Linked DNA regions of Homo sapiens: region 1 is linked to region 2. A link is a contact called in ENCODE Hi-C or POLR2A ChIA-PET data. All regions are on one chromosome and are shown on one strand. Each heading gives the region's core, a stretch centred on a gene start or an enhancer-like site at or near the end of the contact. The rest is flanking DNA. Distances are from core to core; before and after follow the strand shown. Region 1 overlaps C1QTNF1-AS1 (C1QTNF1 antisense RNA 1). Region 2 overlaps TIMP2 (TIMP metallopeptidase inhibitor 2).

Region 1 (4,498 bases), core at 478-2,977, 140 kb after region 2:
AAACCCTCAATTACAAGAAATTCTTGCCCCTTTCCCAGAAAGCTCATGAATAATCCACCCCTTGTTTAGCATATGATCAAGACATAACCATAAAAATAGCCAACCAGCAGCCTTTGGGGGTGCTCTGCCTATGGAATAGCCATTTTTCTTTTCTTTTCTTTCTTTTTTTTTTTTTTTTTTTTGGCACAGTGTTGCTCTATTGCCCAGGTTGGAGTGCAATGGCGCAATCTTGGCTCTCTGCAACCTCCATCTCCCACGTTCAAGTGATTCTCATGCCACAGCCTTCTGAGTAGCTGGGATTACAGGCATGCTACTTGAACAGGGGCTGGGTAAAATAAGGCTGAGACCTGCTGGGCTGTATTCCTGGGAGGTTAGGCAGGAATAGGGGTAAATAGGGGTAATTATATTTTTAGTAGAGATGGGGGTTCACCATGTTGGCCAGGGTGGTCTTGAACTGATCTCAGGTGGTCTGCCTGTCTCGGCCTTCTGAAGTGTTGGCATTACAGGCATGAGCCACTGCGTCCGGCCTCCTTTACTCTCTTGATAAACTTGCTTGTATTTTACCCTGTGGACTTATCCCAAATTCTTTCTTGCTCAAGATCAAAGAACCCTCTCTTGGGGTCTGGTTTGGGACCCTTTCCAGTAACAGCTCCACAGACATCATCAGATGGCTTAATTTTGCCAATCTGATGGTAATCAGTGTCTTCTCCTTGCCTGATTACTGTGAGGTTGTATATCTTTTCTTACACTTTTTGGCTGTTTACGTTTCTTTTTCTGTGGATTCCCCATCATCTTGTGTGTTTTTAGGAATTGATCCATCCCATCCCCATTGATATACGTGCAATGCCAATTTTGTCATAGATCAAGTTTTCATACACACATGGGTCTTTGTCGGGTGGGCCTTCTATCATGTTGAACTAATATACTTGATCACATCTGTTCCAATACCAGTATCTTCATTATTATGTCTTTATAATAAGCCTTCCTATGATGTAGGACAAGTCCCCTCCTACCTCACCCACCTTCAACCTTCTGGGATTTTGAATGGAATTGCTTGGAATCTATAGCTTAATTGAGCGAGAACTGAGTTTTTTTTTTTTTTTAATGATATTGAGTCTTCTATCTAAGACCACGCTTTGCTTTTCCATTTCTTTGGATTTTCTTTAGTGCTTTTCAGTAAGGGTTTGTAATTTTCACTTCACAATATAGCTTGGAGATTGTTCCAGATCACATATAGAGAGCTGTTTATTCTCTAAAGAGCTACACGGTGTTCCACTGTGTGGAATTTATTTTACCAGGCCCCTAATGATGTCCTTTGAGGGTATCTGTGCTTTTTTTATACTACGGCAATGCTTCAGAGGATATCCTTGAACTTACTTATTTGAGCACCCTTCTAAGTTTATCTGTAGGAGAAACTCCTAGAAGAAAGATTAGGGGGTCAAAGGGTATTTGCATTCTGTGAGCGAACACACCCTCCCTTCCAGAGAGGCTGTACCATAAAATCACTTTCCTTAAGGTCAACAAATACAATCAGGCTTTCATTGGATTTTCATTCTCCTTGTCTTCTTTGCATCCTCAGAGACTTCACCATAGACTCCTTTTGGAAATTCTCTTTAGTTTCTGTGGCTCTGCATAAAGGACAAGACATTCTTTATTGAATCATTCATTCATATGTTGACATGCATTTACTCACTCATTTCATAGTTAAGTGCTTGGAACTGGGGAGTCCACCAGGGGGCCCTCCCATCTTATTTATCAAGTAAAATATTGCCTAGTCGATCAGTATATGCCTGTCTCCATGTAACTGAAAACATTCATTGCCAAAACAGGAGAGTAAATATTCAGAGGTGAGGAAACTGAGGCATAGGGAAATTAAATGGCTTGATAGAGTTGCAAGGCACACGTGTACATGGCCTCAGGGGAGACTTCTGTGGAAAGGCATGGCTTCCTGGAAGAGGGAACGCCCTTACCCTCCTGGTTTTCTGCAGGTGTGAGGACCATAAAGAAACCTATTCACCTGGTGTGTCCTTGCAGCTGCCAGTCCTGATCTCCACCTGTCCCAAGCTGCTCAGAACGTGGCAGCGCCATCCAGGAGCCACGAGCATGGGCCAGTGGCCAGGGAGGCTGGATCTGTCTGCCAAGTTTCCACTTTTCCATCTTAGCAGCTTCTCCGAAGCTCTGTGGAGACTCTCCCCACTCCCACCCCTTGGCAGTGGGACGTCACCATCGGAGCCGGCCGGTCGCTACCCTTGGGAACAGAATTCAAAGTTTGCAATACCAATCTCTGCCCTTGTGGGATGACTGGGCAGCCCGACCCAAAATAGCTGGGAAAGGCGGGATGTTAGGGCCGCGGTGGGAAAACTCACAGTGCTGCTAATGACATGCTGTGCTTATCTGGAACCGAGTGTCTTGCAGACTTTAACTGAGATCACATTGCTTTTTCCAGCAATAAGTAAACAGACCCAGCGAGTGGTGGTGACAGGCCCAGGGAGAGAGAAAGAATTACCAAATCAGGGAGGGCACAGAACGTGCTGCCTTCCCTGCCAGGGGTTCCAGGAAATATTTCTTCCCATTCTAGGATCTACCCTTGACTAAGAATATGGGATGATTTGGGAATATTCAGGAAGCCTTTAGGGGTTTTGACCCAGACACCTTGTGTAGATGTGAGCTCCTAGGGAGTTTTAGGATGGGTTTGTGGGGGCTAAGAGAGAGACCTTGGGGAGGGGACTCAGTCTTTCTGGAAGTTGGCTTTGACTTCTGACCCATAATCTCAGGGCTGATGAAATCCCCCAGGCACTGTGGCTGATTTTTATTTTTGATTTCTGTTGTTGTTGCCCAACAGGAAAGGATTTTGCCAAAGGGAAAACACTCTGCCTCTTGTTGCTTGGGGGCACCTAAGGCTGAGAAGGAAGAAAATCAGCCACTCTGCAAGGACATCCCTTGCTTGCCAAAGTTTCCATCTTTCCTACTTAAAATTACAAAGCAGAAGTGAAGTTGATGACAAAGAGCATTAGGAACCTGGCATGCTCTCTATTTTGGATTTTTTTTTTCACTTTATTGAGGACAAGCTTGTATTCTCTGGGAGCTGGCCTTGTGAGTCTTTGCCCATTGCCTGCTGCCTTGAGTTGTGAGCCATGATGGTGGCACCTAAGACATGTGCTCAGACCTCAACTCCTATTCTTTGGAAGTTCCCATGCCTCCGAGCCTTGGGTCTCACACAAGATCTTGGGAAACCCCAGGCTCTCTTTGTTACCGTTTGATACCACTCCTCCCTATCCCCAGTTTCTGCCTCAAGGAAAATGAGTAATCCCTTTTCTAATCTCCTCCTTCCCTCCTCTTCCCAAGAGGATGGAAGGAAGATTATACTTGTAATAATGGTAGTTGCAATGAACAATGTGTCTGTTCCACCAACCTTTTTATTAATCATGTGAGAAGCTACAGGTTCACAATCACTTCTCCAAAATCCCTGAAATGCAAAAAATCTGAAACCTTAGTTTTTCCCTAAAGTTGGCACACACAAATTTGACAGAACAATGTGGCTTGAACTATCCTGAGACTATGGATGCCTTCATCCCACTGCCGAATATTCAAGTGTTTAACGAAGGGGCGCTGCCCGAAGCCCACTGGGTAAGATGCTTTGTGGGATATTTGCATCTGACTCTGAACATATCTGACCTCCTTGGTTCCAGATAAGAGACCCTGGACCTATCTCTGCTTTGTAGATAAGGAAGCTAAGGCCCACTGAAGTTTGGTAGCATCCCCAGGCTGCCTCAAGGTAGGACAGAGCCGGGACAAGACCTCCTAGTAGGATGAGCCAGGTGCACCTGGAAGAGATGACCAGCCTTCAGCTGTCTTTCTAGAACTTTGCACTATATTGGGCCTCTGAGTTCTGTCTTGGAATTGTGTTAAAGATAACTGTTTTCCAGTTCTTCAACACCAAAGCCATCTTGGATGGGGTAAAGAGAAAGAATAAATATTCCATCATCCACAACTTTTTTTTTTTTTTTTGAGATGGGGGTCTTGCTCTGTTGCCCAGGCTGGAATGCAATGCCATGATTAGGGCTCACTGCAGCCTTGACCTCCTGGGCTCAAGGGATCCTCTCACCTCAGCCTCCTGAGTAGCTGGGATTACAGGTGTGTGCTGCCAAGCCCAGCTAATTGTTTTATATTTTGTAGAGACAAGGTCTCACTATGTTGCCCAGGCTGGTTTTAAACTCCTGGGCTCAAGTGATCCTCCCGCCTCAGCCTCCCAAAGTGCTGGGATTAAAGGTGTGAGCCACCACACCCAGCCCATCATCTGCATCTCTTTCTCTTTCAAGCTGTGTGTCCCGCTTTGTGAATTCTGGTATCTGCCCACGACTTTCCTGAGTCTGAGGCTCCCAGGCAGGGCAACAAGAAGCCTTCTCATTGCACTGAGGGATTTCCTAGCTCGTAAGAGTTCTAGAAAGTCCCAGATTCTCTGAAGTATGGACGAAGGTCTCATAAGGGCTGCAAAAAA
Region 2 (4,906 bases), core at 2,293-4,792:
CATCTCCTGTCCATGCCCCCGAGAGGGGCTGCTCTGCTCCTCTGCCCCTTCCCCAAGGAGCCAGAGGCAGCTGCGAGAGGGGGAGTCTTTATAAAGACTCTCGTTCTAACTGCCCTGAGCCCAGAAACCACGGCCTCTCCCTGGGCGTCTCAGATTTCGTTTTTCCTTCTTTCCCTTCTGCTGTGAACACAACATCTGGGTTTGAGATCAAGGGTGATACACTGGCTGATGAATTCACCGCCAGATGCCGGCTACTGGAATGTACAACCGTCGGCTGAATTCAAAGCACACGCAACTGCAGGGTCCCCACCCCCACCCCTCCAGCCCAGGACACCATATGATGTCACTTCCCCCCTGCAAAAACAATCCCGAGCGCACCCGCCAGAGTGGGGACGGAAAAGAACCGGGTGGGCGGAAAACCAAGGTCGCGGGAGACGATCCAAAGAGGATGGGCTACGGTCAGACTTCGACAGTCACAACCGCCCCTGGAAAACCATCAGAGGCCGGACCGGCTGCTGCTGCTCTCGGAGGGGAGCAGACAGTGAAGGGGGCTTGCTGGAGAACCTGGTGTCACCAGCATGTGCCAGGGCCAAGGGCTGGCCGGAGGGGCGGCACTCTCCACAGACTCCAACCACGCCAGCCCCAGGCAGAGACGCCACGGCTTCTGTGGCACGGTCCTCCCTTGTTCTCTCTCCTCGGTGTCCCCTCTGCTGCCATCAACACGTGGGTCCTGCGTCCTCACGTCCCCTTCATACACCCACCAACATCTTTCCAATCCTCCTGTGTCCACAGAAGTACTATGGAAGTTCCTGCGGAAAATAAGAACAAGCCATGCCCACAATTGGGGGAGGGAGACAGACCCCAAAAGAAAATTGCCTCGAAAGGCCGGGTGCAGTGGCTCACACTTGTAATCCCAGCACTTGGGAGGCCAAGGTGGATGGGTTGCTTGAAGCTAGGAGTTCAAGACCAGCCTGAGCAACATAGCAATACCTCATCTATAAAAAACAAAATACAAAAAACAAAAACAAAAAAAAACAAAAATTAGCTGGGCGTGGTGGCATCTGCCTATAGTCCCAGCTACTCAGGAGAATTGTATGAACTAGATGTTCAAGGCTGCAGTGAGCTATGAATGCACCACTGCACCTCGGTCCTGGGTGAAAGAACCAGACCCTGCCTTTGAAAGAAAAAGAAAATTGCCTGTAAGAAATGTACTTATTCCACACTCATTGAATTCTCTTTATTATCTTGCCAGGGGCCCAACTGCTCGCTGGAGGAATCCCACATGCTATATGTATAAATATACCATATAGAACATTTTCCACTTGAGCCACTCTGCCGGGCTCCCAGGCCCAAGTTTGGGACAGGCAAACCGGTGGATATCAACACCCAACGTCTAGACCACTCACAGCCTCTCCCCGGGGCACTCCACACACTGTAACAGCATAGCGCCTGTCTCGGCTACGGGACGTGCTCAGGCAGCGGGAGAAGGTGGCCCACTGTCCCTCAAAGTCACCTGTCTGCCCAGACGAGGTGCAGGGATCCCTGGGACTCAGAAACACATTCGGCTGCTAAATACAAAGTCAAAACCCGGCCCGATCATCTGCACCTTGTGTGCACACTGACTCGGACTGGGAGGGTTTGCTCAGTATCACTGGAGGGCACTGGCCCCTCCCAGCCGTCCACCCTCTTCTGCAGGCTCCAGCTTTCACCTGGGGAGGGGCGCCCATAGGACCAGCACTGGCAGGGAAAGCGCCTCCTTCCCCTCTGTCCTGTCCTGCTTATGGCCCAGCGGAGAACGCCAAGGGGTCCCCATGTTCTCAACATGGGTCATTCCTGGGAGTCGGGTGGGGGCTTCACACATGTGCCAAAGACCCTACTGGCCCACATCACTAGTGGGTGGGGGGCATTCTGATGCTGCAGCTGGGTCAGAGTCAGCCCAGAGCACCCACAGTGGCAATGAAGACCAGTGGCCACTGCATGCATCCCAGGGGCCAGCCCTGGAGGACTCCACACTGCGTAGACGCAAACGCGGTAACTGCAGGCCGGAGCCGCAGACGTCTTCTGAGCGTCATTTGGTTCATTTGGCTCTGGGTGGAATTACATGCCAGTCATTTCAGAGGAATTATCAAAGAAACCATTTTCTCTCCCGGATGAAACCCAACCTCCACTTACTCCTGGGGAGGATCCAATGGCAGTTGCAGGTGGACTCAGCTTTGTTCTTTCACTGGGAAAGGACTGTGACGTTCCACGCCTTGTCTAAACTCTCCAGAAAAGTGGGGTGCCATGAGTGCCAATGTCCACACCCTCAAATCACACAGTTAGTAACGCCCTTGCTAACATCTGTAACTATAACTTGGCGTTGCCATTGGGGATGAGAGTCTCTTGTCCCTTTTGGGTGGATGTAATGACACCATATGGCTGGTCAACCTGGCAGGGGCTCCATATCCTCTTTTTTTTTTGAGATAGAGTTTCGCTCTTGTCGCCCAGGCTGGAATGCAATGGCACGACGTTGGCTCACTGCAACCTCGGCCTCCTGGGTTCAAGCGATTCTCCTGCCTCAGCCTCTGGAGTAGCTGGGATTACAGGTGCCCGCCACCATGCCCGGCTGATTTTTATTTTGTGTATTTTTAGTAGAGATGGGGTTTCACCATGTTGGCCAGGCTGGTCTTGAACTCCTGACCTCACGTGATCCACCCATCTTGGCCTCCCAGAGTGCTGGGATTACAGGCGTGAGCCACCTGGCCCGGCCTGACCATTTTGATTAATATGTCTAAAGCGCCAGCTGAGGGTGTACCAGGGGCCCCTCTGCCCCAGCCACCCACAAGATCAGAGTCTGAAAAGGGAGGTGAAGCCCACTTTCCCCACTTCTGGTGTCTACACCCTCAGCTCAGGACAGATGTCCAGTAACACAGCTGTGGCCCTGCCCTGCAACTGCTGTAATAAATGACTATTTTTCATGGCCCTGCTCTCAGATCGCTGTGGGATCCCTAAATGTTTGTGTGTAACTAATCTCGTTGGGCTTCAGGATCACAGTAAAGACAGCTTAGAAACATGGAAGCTCTCCATTCGGGCAGCACCTCCTTCTTTTAGCAGGATGGGGCCGACCTCGCCAGCTGGAGCAGCAGAAGTGGCCACAAACGCCACCAGGGATGGCAGACGGTGATCCAGGAAGGGGCTGTGCTCACAAGGACCCCAGACCTGCTCTAGTCCTCTAGGTTTGGAGGCCACGCCTCTCCCAACGGAACTGCCCAGGGGCACGGGGCAAGGCTGAGCAGCCAGGAAGTGTCACAAGTGTTGTGAGGTGACAGTGAGGGTTAGCTGGTCCAGCTCACCTTCAGCCTCTGGCCTCAAGTGACACAGCCGGGTGCCCTTGGTGGGCAGTCAGAGGGTCTCCCCCGGGCACTGGGCTCTGCCCTTCCTCGGCCCCTTCATGCCAGCCCCTTTTGGTCAGCGGGTGCGGCAGACCTCCTCCAAATTCACTCCTTTTAGGGAAATGAGCAGAAAAGAGGGCCGTGACTTGGTAATTAAAAACAGCCCTGTGGTGCTGGGCAGGAACCAGGCTCTTCCCGCCCTGCAGCTGCTGTGGAGGCCAGACCCACCCTCAGGTCCTCCAACCTCCTCGGCCCCCGGAAGCCAGCAACGGGGCCTTCTGGGAAGCAGGAAAGACCTCAGCAGAGGGGGCACCATAGGAGCACACTGGACATCCGTCCCCAGTTGAGGGTGTAGACACCGGAAGTGAAGACATGGGGCACCACCTCCCTTTCCAGACTCTGACCTTGAGAGTTTGTGGGTGGCTGGGACAGAGAGGCCCCAGGTCCACCCTCAGTGGTGACTTGCAGCCCTGGTGCAGGGCGGGACCGTGACATCCAGGGTGAGGACAGAGGACTTGGCCAGCATGACTCAGGCCAGGGTGAAAAACGCCTGGAATGACAACTACTCAGAAAAGATATTTTGTTGGGGAGGGTGCGGAGGAGGGTGGGGCAGAGAAGGTAACAGGGTGCACAACAGAGATCAGGGAACAGAAGCGCAGCCTCAGCCGGGGCCACACCGCCTGCCAGCGGGCACCTGGGGGTGCTCCAGGCCCTGCCGCCCCAGGGAATGCTCCCTCCCCGGCTGCCTGAGATTCTAGTGCACGTGAGCTGCTGGCCACTGGGTGCCCGTCTCCATGGAGACCAGCTCTCCCATCTCACTTCCTGCCCATTCGTTTTGGCTCCTCTTGGGAAACAGCATCTATCAGAGCACCTCAGCCACGCAGAGCAAAGCCGCCCTCTCTGCCCAGCCTTCCTGCCGCCCTCCCCAACCCCAGGGCCCTGCCCCCTCCCTCTGCAGCTCTGGGAGGACCTCGGGGCCCACGTCCCGCTGCCCTCCCTTTCCCTGGTGGGCCAGCAGGTCTCATGCCAGAGCCTCCGGCTCGGCCCTTCCCATTCACGTGCTGCTGAATCACTTGAAAACAATGCACCAGACCCCGGGAGGATTTGCTGAGAACAGTGCGGCTTTGTGGAGGGAAGTGCAGCTCTGCATTTTCTCCGTCAAGACCCACGGAACAGCCAAGCTCAGCCCTGCAAACCCTAAGCCAGAGCCGGAGCAGGGACAGGAGCAGGACCGTGCAGGGCAGGAGGCAGAGGGAGCCTGGAGAGGCACCGAGGAAACCCCTACCCATCCCTGCAACCCGCCCCCCTACAACAGATGAGCAGGGGGCCAGGGTGACAACTCCGGAGCCAGGGGCAGCAGCAGATTCTCTCCTCGCACTGTTGCTGGGGGGCTGCGACAGCGCGAGGTGGGCAGGGCACTGTTCCTCCCAAGCCGATCCATTTTTGGGGACGAACGTGAGGTCCGGGCCCAGGCTTCAGGCTCATTGGCACTGACTGTCTTTGAGCCCTGGCTGTTCGTCGGACCCAGGGTCATG

Evidence for each region. Hi-C counts contacts between places; a loop is a spot of excess contacts on that map. ChIA-PET counts read pairs that join two places held with the same protein, here RNA polymerase II (POLR2A). Pooled maps may share reads with other maps.
Region 1: a pooled map shows a loop between it and region 2 (6-fold over the local background). The contact joins two enhancer-like sites. A Hi-C loop is called at or near these places in 1 of 50 pooled maps. POLR2A ChIA-PET finds 5 or more read pairs at or near these places in 3 of 52 experiments (AG04449, Caco-2 and HepG2).

The regions. Positions count from the first base shown.
Region 1 is chr17:79,017,989-79,022,486 of GRCh38, forward strand. C1QTNF1-AS1 (C1QTNF1 antisense RNA 1) reads right to left here. Exons shown (of 3, transcript NR_040019.1): 2 at 2,018-2,248; 3 at 1,221-1,628. Among named protein-coding and RNA genes, the nearest start is that of C1QTNF1, 3.9 kb to the right of the region's middle. Within about 2 kb of position 1,728, at least 11 of the 41 ENCODE cell types and tissues checked have a DNase peak (open chromatin) inside an H3K27ac peak, as active enhancers do.
Region 2 is chr17:78,879,523-78,884,428 of GRCh38, forward strand. All of the region lies in intron 1 of TIMP2 (TIMP metallopeptidase inhibitor 2), which reads right to left. Among named protein-coding and RNA genes, the nearest start is that of CEP295NL, 21 kb to the right of the region's middle. RefSeq lists enhancers at 1-244, 245-1,136, 1,931-2,431, 4,285-4,579. Within about 2 kb of position 3,543, at least 36 of the 41 ENCODE cell types and tissues checked have a DNase peak (open chromatin) inside an H3K27ac peak, as active enhancers do.